2 separate regions of the Homo sapiens genome follow, and region 2 is linked to region 1. A link is an interaction called in ENCODE POLR2A ChIA-PET data of the cell type or tissue named here. Cell type or tissue: Panc1. All regions are shown on one strand. Links, peaks and the distances in the headings refer to the core of each region. The heading gives the core; the rest is flanking DNA.

Region 1 (6,101 bases), core at 312-5,311:
TGTCTGATGTAGCTGCATAGTGCAGGGGTGTGCAGCCTCTTTCATCAAGGTCATTCACACTTGCTCCTGATCCCACAAGAGCAAACAGGCACTGGTAATTGCAGTTGGCAGCAGCGTAGTGCAGTGGAGATCTTTTGGGTCCAAGTTAATACAAGAAAGATAAAAGCCAGAGACATAACTAGTAAACAAAAGCATAGTTGACTCTTACTCCTCCCAGTTACAAATACTTTATTTACAGTGAGACTTAGACTACCATATACTAAGTCTTGCGGAGGACTGGACATAAAGCTAGAAGAAGAAAGCAAGGTGGCAGAGAACCTTTAAGTATATGAAATAAGATGAAAATGCAGTTATTTCATCGCCTCCAGGCAGTAGCAGCAATCCCAGTCCCAGTCCTTTGAGTGACTTTCAAATAACCTTCATATTCTGCTCAGAAATGTGAAAACTTTCATTTTAGGAAAGTTTCCCCTACATTAATAAAAATGTTCCACAGTACAGAGGTAGCAATTTCTATTCATGTCTCAGAAGAAGAACAAAAGGTAAGAGAAAAAAATAGAAGAAACATTAAAAAAAATGTAATTAACCCTGAATTACTTTCAACCCTCTCAACTCAAAGCATTTTTCAGAAGCCCTCTCTGTTATTTGTAGTATAGAATGCCTGAAGTACTAAAAATTAATATAAACTGGATTAAAGTATAATTATAAAAGCAAATTAGCTATAAAAATATTGCATTCCAAAGCCAAAGTGATTTTTTTATTTTTGTGGGTCATTAGTTCTTTCCATTAAGTAGGCTTATGAGAGCAATCTGTTCTTCAAAGTAATTATGGTGTCAAATAGTTTTTATTTTCTTCTATTCATTTCTGATTTCCTACCATGCATAATTCTTTTTACTTCTCTTCTGCACTGGTTCTATCACATGCATTGACATATATTCACACATTTTCTTCTGACATACACCCTTCCTTCTCATACACTTTGCTATGTATAATTCTCAAACTGTTGACACACACAGTTTTGCTTATACTGTCATCTCTTTCAAACCAATTCCAACTGCCTTCAATTCTTTCCTGTATGGTTCTAATGCACTCTGTGTCAATTCCTACTCTAAGTAACTTAACAGTAGTTTTAAATACTGCTACCACAAATACTCAACAATGAGGCCTGCTGAATGACTACAAAGACTGTCATTTCACAGCTGCCTTCCTGTTGTGAAATACTTAGTGGGATGTGTGGATATATGTGTGTGAGAGATTTATATAGAAGAGGAGAAAGAAAAATTACACATATATATTTATAACCTATTTCCTCCCTCTTACTACTGCTCTGGAACAAGATATGGGCAGTAGAATCCCTCACCAAGAAATGACTTGGAGAAAGGAGAACTGTATCATTATTTTCTAGGTATTGTGAGTTTCTTGAAAAAACATAGGTTCTATGGGGCTTTACATTTCCATAGTCATAATTTTTGGAGGGGGGGAAGTGATAGCAAGTATAGAGGCATTTATAAGGCCAAGGCTGTGGTTGGTAGGCTAGGGCTGTGGTAGGGACTCAAGAAGAAAACTGTGGGTGAGAACGAATATTTGGAAGTTACTGACTTCAGCTGGGACTCTCAATGAATCATGATCAGTGTACAAGATGCTAAATTGTTCAGTTAATTTTCAGAAGCCAGTTAGAAGGTCAATCAAGTTATTAAGTAAAAATAGGCTCCATAAAGAAACTGTATCATACCCTACCTCCCAAATTTGTCCTTTTTATTAAAGTCTGCACCAGTATTCAGCAGAAGGTTTAGGCACTCCAAATTCCTATTGAGAGAAAATACAGTTAGAAAACTTAATTGACAGTGATTTTATAATGAAATTGGTAGGTTTAAAGAAGCATGAAAGCATGTTTTTATATGAAGATAAATGTGACAAAAATGATGATTTACATTCTATGAAGAATAAAACATTGAAATTCATCTTATCTAGAATTTAGAAAGTTATATACTTACATATTGGCACACTGAGGAAATAACACACGATTCATGTTGTCATTGTTTAAAAGGAAGATCACATTTGCAAAAGAGATTCTGAGGAGGCTTTAGGAAACAACTTGCTTATAGGTTTTTTTTTTTTTCTTGAAACAGAGCCTCACTCTATAGTTTAGGCTAGAGTCCAGTGATGCAACCATAGCTAACGGCAGCCTCCAACTCCTGGATATAAGCGATCCTCCAAGTCTCAGCCTCCTGAGTAGTTAAGCTTACAGCTGTGAGCCACTGCATGAGTCCTGTCAGCTTTCCCTTATCTTCTCCTATACTATGACTGTTTACATATATGTATCTTTAGTTAATACTGGAGGAAAGGATATAACTTAAGTATTTCTGTAATTTAACTGTATAAACCTCAACATCAAATTACTATGTTACAATGAAAACTGTAACTGTCAAGTGATCAGACACTCAAGTCTGTTGTCCCTCTCTCTGTAGGCAAGTTACGTGGAAGTTAGGTTTTAACTGGAAGGTTCTCTGGCGACCTTGGAAGAACAAGAAAACCAGTCACATGCTCACAATCCATCTCTACAACTTAGACTGTGCTGGTGTACTCTTGGTTCAACGTACTCGTCCTCTGAAATCACTGAAAATTTTTAAGAAATTATCATTGAGAATAACGTTTTTGCAAAATGTCCTTTTGAGAAATCATGAATTAAATGGCTTATCACAGATCTAAATTATCAGAAGCATTAGATAAGAAGCATGTTCCAGAGGCCATGAGTTTTAGCTGAAGTTTGTTGCTCGTATGAACCAACTGCCTAATTTTTCCCTGGTGGTACTATTTAAAACTTAGTCCAAAATCTTCCAATCTCAAACTTTCCTCTTCCTAGTAGAGGTAAGACACAGCACAAAATGAACATTTTTTTCCTGGGGGAAAAAAAAATTAACAAATCTACTTAAAGAGTACTTGTATTATTCAGAATATTCCCAGTATTTTGATGTTCTCATTTGAGAACATACTTTTTAAAGAAATAGTTTTACTTATCCAGAAATTATGTTCTTTTACAGAAGGCAGTATTTCCTTTTGTAGGTTTATTCTCTCTCTCTCTCTCACTCATAACCTACAACTTGGCTGGAATAAGATGAAAAAAAGTATTCTGCCACCCTGGACTTTTTTTTCCCAAACAACTCCTGTTTTGTTTTCTATTTTCTGGCAGCCCAGAATTAATAAAAAAGAACAAAGATAAGAGAAAACCTGCCATGACCAGCTATCTTTTCTTAAAGAAATAAAAATACTATTAACATACCCTCCAGCTGCAGCTGCATGTAGACAAGTCCTGCCAAAATCATCTGGGGTATCTATATCAAATCCTACAAGAATGAATACATCTTATTTATAACAGACATATTATTTTACACTAAAGAATTGTGTCATGAAACATCAAGAATCACATCCTCCCCTCCAATCCCAAACAAAACTATGGGTTCTTAAGTGCTAGAGTGCCTGTTTAAAAGGCAATAGGATACAATGGAGTATTATTTAGCAATAAAAAGAAATAAAGTACTGATACTGTTCCATGAATAACCCTTGAGAACATTATATTAAGTGAAACAAGCCAGTCACAGAAGATCACATGTTGGGTGAGTCCATTTATAGGAACTGTTCAGAACAGGCAAATTTTATAGAGATGAAAAGTAGATTAGTGGTTGCCTAGGGCTGAGGGAAGAAAGAAATGGAGATTAACTGCTAATGGTCTTTCTTTAACAGGGGATGAAGAGGTTTTCTGTATTTTTTTTTTTTGAGACAGAGTCTCGCTCTGTCTCCTAGGCTAGTGTGCAGTGGCACAATCTCGGCTTACTGCAACCTCTGCCTCCTGGGTTCAAGCGATTCTCCTGCCTCAGCCTCCCAAGTAGCTGGGATTACAGGTGCTCACCACCACGCCCAGCTAATTTTTTTTTGTATTTTTTTTTTAGTAGAGATGGGCTTTCACCATGTTGGCCATGCTGGTCTTGAACTCCTGACCTCAAGTGATCTGCCTGTCTCGGCCTCCCAAAGTGCTGGGATTACAGGCATGAGCCACCACGCCAGACCTGAACCCAACACGTTCTAAAAGGGGTTATTAAATTATCCATACTGGACCCATCTGCATTAATTTTTAAAAAGCAGGATAGAGACCATCTAAAAATTTTGAGGGGTTTGAGGAGACATACAAAAGGCTGCAAAGGTTACACTTACCTGAAGAAAGAAGTTTTCTGCAGCAATCTGAAAAGCCGCTTAAGGCTGCCAAATGGAGGGGGAACATTCCATGTATGCCACGCCTAAAGTTAATAGAACAGGACAGTATCTTCATTTTAACACAAGAAAAATACAATCAGTTAAATACATTACAAAGAGACCACTTAAGTGAAAGATAACTAAGAGCCAAAATGTCTAACACTTCGGAGAGTAATTTGGTTAAAGTTTGATGGTGGGCATAACTTATTAGCCAGCTATTTTTCTCCAAAAGTCAGGTTTCTCACCTTCAGCACTACTGTCATTATGGACTTTGCTGGGGAAACGTGAGAAGCCATTCTGTGCATACAGGCTTACAGGCTGTTCAGCAGCATCCCTGGGCTCTACCCAATGGATGTCATTAACATTAACACCTTCCTCCCCAAATTGTGACAACCAAAAATGTATCTGGACATTTGCTTAGGGAGCAAAATTCACTACCCTGTCACCCCACCATTGAAACATTTCCATAATGCAACATGTTCAAGAATATTTATTGTAGTAATTCTGTAATAGTGAAAAACTGTAAGCAACTTGTATTTGCAAATAAGGAGAATGAATATATTGTGAAATCTTTATACAATAATTCTATAAAATAAATGAACTAGAGCAACTTGTACAGATGTGAAAGAAGGCCTAAATTTCTATCTAGATGGCTAAATTAATAAGCTCATGTAATTTTTTTGGAAAAAGTTACAAAACAGATAGGTGCAGTACCATACCATTACAGAAAGTAAAAAAGATTTAAAACTTGTTAATGAACACATGTAAATGTGATACAAAGAATGATAAACATAAATTTAAGTATGGTGTTTCTTGCAGAGCATTAGCAGGAGGACTCATCTTTCAAACAAAATATTACAATGGGAACTTTAATTTATAAAATAAATACAAGCAAACTGTTCTGACCAAAATGGGGGTGGGGGTAAGAACTCCTTCGTAGGATTCCAAGGAATCCCTGAGCTTGGCACAGCACAGCCTGAAAAGTATTATCTACAGATAGTATTTGGATTAAAAAAAAGCATCTGGCACATACAGCTTTCTGGGACTTTTAAGTACTTCTAGGTTAAAAATAAAGAGATCACAAAAATTAACAGCTCTGATCAAAACTGCGTTATTACTCAAAGTGAGAAAGAACTGGGGTAACATACATAAAAATACACTGGCTTACCAAATAAAATTGTATTTAAACATTTTAACCTACCACTTTGTCAATACAAAAGAAAGTTCAAGCAATTAATACAACATTGAGGATAAAATCCACATTTCCACGTGAAATGTCTAGAAAACTGCAGTTCACTTCCCTTTGTGCTTGCCTGTATCAGTTATCAACACCTCGGTAAGTACTTACTTTGCAGTGTCAGCACCACTTGTAATAAGAGTGTTGATCAGCAGCTCATGGCCATACCGTGCTGCTATGTGCAAAGGGGTATTTCCATTCTTATCCTCACAGTCGATTACAGCTCCTGCAATATAGGACTTACTGTCAGACACTGGACCATATAAAGATCAGGTCAAACGTACTACATGAAAAGTAATAAAAAATGCTGTTCACATACAAACTAATAGATACAGCAATTTTAACTAGATTTCATTCATAGCTCATTTATTGGGCCAGGCAATGGATTTATAGCTTTTATACTTAAAGCAATTGTGTGAATTAAGCATAAGATTTTAGTAGATTTTTAAATTGACAAGAGGGTTCTGGGGTCCAATAAGTTTGGAAACTACTGTATTAAAACAAAATTAAACACGTTTCTTTAGAGCAAGACTTCAGAGCTTTAATGTGCATACTCTGTCATCAAGACTGCATGCAATGCTTCAAAAAATATTGGATCATGAACCTATTTCAACTTTTC
Region 2 (6,101 bases), core at 547-5,546, 120 kb before region 1:
TCCTACCTCAGGTGATCCACCCACCTCGGCCTCCCAAAGTGCTGAGATTACAGGTGTAAGCCACCGCACCCAGCCCCACTACAGTTCCACTCACTGGGTGTTAATATTTTAGTATCATAATATGCATTAGTAAAAGAAATATTCAAACTGTCACAGTTAAGTATTTCTGGACACCAAGTCCTGTGCTATTTCATTTATTCTAATTAATATAAATTATACTGTATAAAATTTAGACATATTGTCAAAATATTTAGACATATAATAAAAAAGGACAATCTGTATAAAATTTAGAAGAAGGCTTACAGAGTTAACTTACCTGAGCTTACCCTCCTCCCCTTAGTAGTATTTTGATTATCATGTTCAGGTATTAGGCAGAATAAACAAGTGTCTTTTTTATCTGACTCTCCGAAATAAAAAATCACTCCTGGCTGGGCACGGTGGCTCATGCCTGTAATCCCAGCACTTTGTGAGGCCGAGGTTGGTGGATCACAAGGTCAGGAGTTCGAGACCAGCCTGGCCAACATGATGGAACCCTGTCTCTACTAAAAATACAAAAATTAGCCAAGCATGGTGGCGGGCGCCTGTAATCCCAGCTACTTGGGAGGCTGAGGCAGGAGAATCGCTTGAACCCAGGAGGCAGAGGTTGCAGTGAGCTGAGATAGTGCCACTGCACTCCAGCCCGGGCAACAGGGAGAGACTCAGTCTCAAATTGAAAAAAAAATCACTCTTTGGTACACAGAGTATACAGTAAGACCCACTGACTCTCTGTAGTCACTAGAGAACCATTTGGTCCACAACAGCAGAAACGCACTAAACAGTACCCATGATGCTTTAACCCTAAGTACCTATCTCTATCAGGGGATGATTTAGATACCAGTGAAAAATGCTTTTTGTACTTCTTTTCACTTAGTGTTTATTTAAGAAATATGAGAATATGAGAAATCATAGAAACCTCTATACTGGAATATTTGTTAACCACAGAGAGAGACAGCTAGATGTTTTTTATCCTGAGTCCTAATACTTTTTAATAATCACCCAACCTCTTGGCTTACATTATAAAGATTCTCAAGGACCCATATTACATTAACGAGGGATGTATATTTATGGTTACTGGAGGAATATTTTCAACGAGGAGTTCAGGAAGTTCTAAGTATTTGGTTTAGTAATTAAATCCATAAATAACTACTAATATCATTTTAATTAAGAAAATTAACCCTTTGGCTAGGATTCAGTTTAATTACTAAATAATCAAGTTAAGACAAATGGAAATTAACTTATAAACTGCTGGGTAAATTCTTCTAAAAAGGTAGGCATTATGATAATACATGTACATTGAAGAAAGAATTCCAGCATAACTATTACTCACTTTATAGAATTCACATTCACCTGAAGGTTCACAAAATCTGCTGGTATGTCAACATAGCAAGCACCTGGACGACCATAGATACTGCTTCTCACTGCCTACGTTCATTACAAGTAGAAGAAAAGATTTGTAAAATCTCAGTCTTATCATATTCTACTCAAAGATAATTTAAAACTGGAAAATGAACACTTTTCATTTTTCTGGACATCCTTGTGGAGAAAAAAATAATTATGATGAAAATCGAAATGTCCTCTATTGACTACATTTTTAAAGATTTTTTGTTTAAAAGGGAGAGAGATAAGAAAGTATTCATTTAGGGCTTTAAAATTCATGTTCTATTACACTTTAGCTTGGGAAATTATTCACCCGGCTCTGCCTGCCAAGTTTTTGCACTGTAATATGTACTTTCATCTGCTTCCTAATCTTAGTAATCTGGCAGTGTTTTCAGAAACTGTGATGCTGTTACACGTATCAAATGGTTTCTGTAACTCCTGGTTTTGAAACAGCTAAAATGTAATTTCACGTATAAATGCTGATTATAATTTATAATACAGGTTGAGTATCTGTAATCCAAAAATCCAAAATCTTCCAAAATGTGAAACTTAGTGTGTGCCAAGAAGATGATACAGGTGGAAAATTCCATATCTGACCTCATGTGACAGCTCACAGTCAAAATGCAGGTGTCTAAACAGTTTATTCAGCATCCCCAAGGGAAAAATAATCATCAGACTATGTGTATAAGGTACATATGAAAAATAAATGAATTTCATATTTAGACTTGGGTCACATCCCCAAGATGTCTCATTATATATATGCAAATATTCTAAAATCTGAAAAAATCTGCAGTCAGAAACACTTCTGAAAAGCATTTCAGGTAAGGAATAATCAACCTGTATGCTGTATTAATTAACTAACGGAGGGTCTTAGAGGGTTTTGGTTTAATCCCAATTTTCAAAAATAATCTTTTGCAAAAGCACAAGAGAAAAGGTACTCAAGGGTTCATTATAAACCTTTCTCTTTACTTTTGTATAATTAAAAAGGTAATTTTAAAAACTAAAACACAGGAGAAACTTTTTCCAAAAATAACTTATTTTACCTCTCTATAATTAAATGTAATGACAGTGAACACTAAAATGTAAATAGCTTTCTAACAATGCCATTTTTAACTGCCTGGGTATGTTCCTAATTGTCACTCATTCTTTTGAGAATAAAAATAACAGTAAGTATGAGCAACTGAGAAAAATCAGTTGACTTGGAGAGCTTGTTATTAAATACTGTACCTTTTCAATAACAAAAGGAATAGCTTCTATGCTGCTTGGGCGGGCAGAGAACTTGGTATATAATCTACAAGCTTCAACCTACATGGAAAATGAAAATCACTTAAAATTCAGCTCACAATCATGTTACTCTCCTGAAAGAAGACAAAATGTTAAGTCATTAATTTCTTTTATGTTTAGAGGCAAGATGGAGAAAATATATTGCCTAGACTGTCCCTTAAAAGCCTATTCAAAGTACAAAGTTTTGCCTTGGTATGATTCAGGAAGCGTATCATACCAAAGATGCAAAATCTTTTGGCAAAGATGCAAAAGTCTGATAATACCCACCATCTAACACAACACAGGAAAATAGGCACTTCTATAAACTGCTGGTGAGACTATAAATGGGAAAGGAAGTTAAAATCTACAAAAAATTTAAATCAGCATATCTTTGGATCCAGCAATTTCACAGATAAGAATATAAAACTTCATCTGTTAGATTTTGTTATAATAATAATCTATTCTTACATTTCTGCCAGTGTTCCTTTTATATACTTTCTTGCTATGGTGTTTCGAATATATGAATTCAGTAGTGATAATTTTTCACTGTTTAATATATCTTGAGGCATTATATAGAAACTGTTTCTCTTGATGTTTTAGTATGAAATCTATGAAAAGCTGATAGTCCCACAGGCATGACAAAATTAAGATCACCCTCCGATTTTCAGTCTATGTTCATGCCCTTTAGTTTTAAGGACTTCCACAAAAACCAGATACTTGGATTCTTTCTCTTCTGTTTTTAAATTTGATCTAATAAACTATTATTTTCCATTTCAGGAAAATGCCTCAGATCTATATATCTTGAGGCATTATATAGAAACTGTTTCTCTTGATGTTTTAGTATGAAATCTATGAAAAGCTGATAGTCCCACAGGCATGACAAAATTAAGATCACCCTCCGATTTTCAGTCTATGTTCATGCCCTTTAGTTTTAAGGACTTCCACAAAAACCAGATACTTGGATTCTTTCTCTTCTGTTTTTAAATTTGATCTAATAAACTATTATTTTCCATTTCAGGAAAAAAATATGTAGTGGACATTTATCCTGTTTTCTTTTTCACGTATATAGTTTCTGCAGTAACTTTAGATTTCCTTTTAATTAACTTAATCTGCTCTACTTATTTTCCAAACACATAAGCATCTTTTAAATAACTGTTATCGTCTACTATTAACTAAATAAAACTTCGATTCCCTTCTAAGAGTATAAAAATATAACTTTTGCATTAACTTATACTAGAGTTCAGTATTTTAGTTTATCATATATGAAATTTTATTTTTTGAAGTTCTCAGTAATGATTTCTGATTTACAAATAGACTTTGTCTAATGATTTTATTTATGTATTTATTTTTGAGATGGAGTTTCACTCTTGTCACCCAGACTGGAGTACAGTGGTACGATCTCGGCTCACTGTAACCTCTGCCTCCTGGGTTCAAGTGATTCTCCTGCCTCAGCCTCCCAAGTAGCGAGGATTACGGGCACCCACCACCAAGCCCAGCTAATTTTTGTATTTTTAGTAGAGACAGAGTTTCACCATGTTGGCCAGGCTGGTCTCAAACTCCTGACCTCAGGTGATCTACACGCTTGGGGCTCCCAAAGTGCTGTGATTACAGGGGTGAGCCACCATGCCCGGCTGTCTAATGATTTTAACTTTGTCCTGTAAATGCTCAAATATATTTATATCTTAAGTGTCAATCATTCACTTTCAGCTATTTGTTTCCAACAACTGTTTTTTCTAAAGACACGGTATCTTGGATGGGTGTGGTGGCTCACGCCTGTAATCCCAGTACTTTGGGAGGCCAAGGTGGTGGATCACTTGAGGTCAGGAGTTCAAGACCAGCCTGGGCACCATGGCAAAACACTGTCTCTGCAAAAAGTACAAAAATTATCTGGGCATGGTGGCGTGTGCCTATAGTCCCAGCCACTTAGGAGGCTGAGGTGGGAGGATGGCTTAAGCCTAGGAGGTAAAGGCTGCAGTGAGCCAAGACTGCGCCACTGCACTGCAGATTGGGCAACACAGCCATATCCTGTCTCAAAAAAGAAAAAAAAAAGAAAGAAAGAAAGACAGAGATAAGACCTGAATATGTTGTACAGACATATGTTTGGTCTCAAACATTTGGGCTCCAGCAATTCTCCCTCCTCAGCCTAGTAGCTGAGTAGCTAGGAATACAGTTACGAACCACGTGTCCAGCTTTATTCTTAAAACTGTAGCATTTTGTTGACATATTCTTTCAAGTTTCTTTTAATTTTGACATGCTTTCTTTCCTCCTTCTAAAATAAAAATATACTTGTCCAGAGTCTACTGATAATCATTTTGAGTAAGTTTTTTCCTCTTATTTCCCTAAAGTCTGGGAGGCATAGTCCAAAATCATTTTTATTCCTACATCTTCTTGACTCCTTTAAGAGCCTATTTTCAGAGCTTAAAATCCTGTCACAAAGGTGTATTTCTTGAAAGCTTGTTTCTAAGCAGGGCCTAAGCTCACCCTTAATATCCACCCTGAAGTTGTCTTATAGTAGCTCAAGATAATTACCTTTAAGTTACTTCAGGTACTTCTAATTTATTTATTTTATTTTGCAAACAGGAGGCTTTTTTATATCTTCTCTCTACCTCTTAATGGTGTGTATGTATTGTGTTACTAAAATCTTAAGAGTTGCAGGCCAAGTGCGGTGGCTCATGCTTGTAATCCCAGCACTTTGGAAAGCTGAGGCAGGTGGATCGCTTGAGCTCAAGAGTTCAAGACCAGCCTGGGCAACATGGTGAAACCTCGTCTCTACAAAAAACTCAAAAATTAGCCAGGCATGGTGGTGTGAACCTGTAGTCCCAGCTGCTTGGGAGGCTGAGGTGGGAAGATTGCTTGAGGTCAGGAGGTCAAGACTGCAGTGAGCTGAGATGGCACCACTGCACTGCAGCCTCAACAACAAAGCAAGATCCTGTTTCAAAAATTAAAAATAAAAAAAACCAAAATCTTAAAGTTGGATACCTGAGGAAACTCCTGGAAAGCTCCCATTGTTTCTTGGTTTCTTTCAGAGGAACCACCAATCACAAGCAAGGGCCTGAAACAATCATTTTTTTAACAAGATAATTACAAATTAGATCATCATGTAAAACACTAAACACAGTGTCTAATTCACAACAAATAATAAATGTTAAAGGGAGAGAATATTATATTTTTTTCTTAGAAACTGTAGATTAAGGCTGGGTGAGGTGGCTCACCCCTTGTAATCCAGCACTTTGGGAGGCCAAGGTGGGTGGATCACTTGAAATCAGGAGTTCAAGACCAGCATGGCCAACATGGTGAAACCCCAGCTCTACAAAAAATACAAAAATTAGCCAGGCGTGCTGGTGGGCGCCTGTAATCCCAGCTACTTGGGAGGCTGAGGTAGAAGAATTGCTTGAACCTGGGAAGCAGAGGTTACAGTGAGC

The links. Peaks named below come from ENCODE experiments on the same cell type or tissue, not always from the same donor. Only the 100,000 strongest peaks of a DNase experiment are listed, where the experiment ranks them.
Region 2: POLR2A ChIA-PET joins it to region 1 with 6 read pairs; 2 of 35 experiments call an interaction of 5 or more read pairs at or near these places.

Annotation. Positions count from the first base shown.
Region 1 is chr3:15,707,934-15,714,034 of GRCh38, forward strand. ANKRD28 (ankyrin repeat domain 28) reads right to left here. Exons shown (of 28, transcript NM_001349278.2): 10 at 5,594-5,708; 11 at 4,207-4,289; 12 at 3,278-3,341; 13 at 1,735-1,803; 14 at 1-131. It also overlaps a transcript of BTD not described here. Among named protein-coding and RNA genes, the nearest start is that of MIR3134, 14 kb to the left of the region's middle. In Panc1, for the core only: no CTCF peak of the experiment used is centred there; no DNase peak of the experiment used is centred there; H3K27ac peaks cover 1,623 bases.
Region 2 is chr3:15,583,882-15,589,982 of GRCh38, forward strand. HACL1 (2-hydroxyacyl-CoA lyase 1) reads right to left here. Exons shown (of 17, transcript NM_012260.4): 5 at 5,659-5,731; 6 at 2,644-2,721; 7 at 1,367-1,461. Among named protein-coding and RNA genes, the nearest start is that of HACL1, 15 kb to the right of the region's middle. In Panc1, for the core only: no CTCF peak of the experiment used is centred there; no DNase peak of the experiment used is centred there.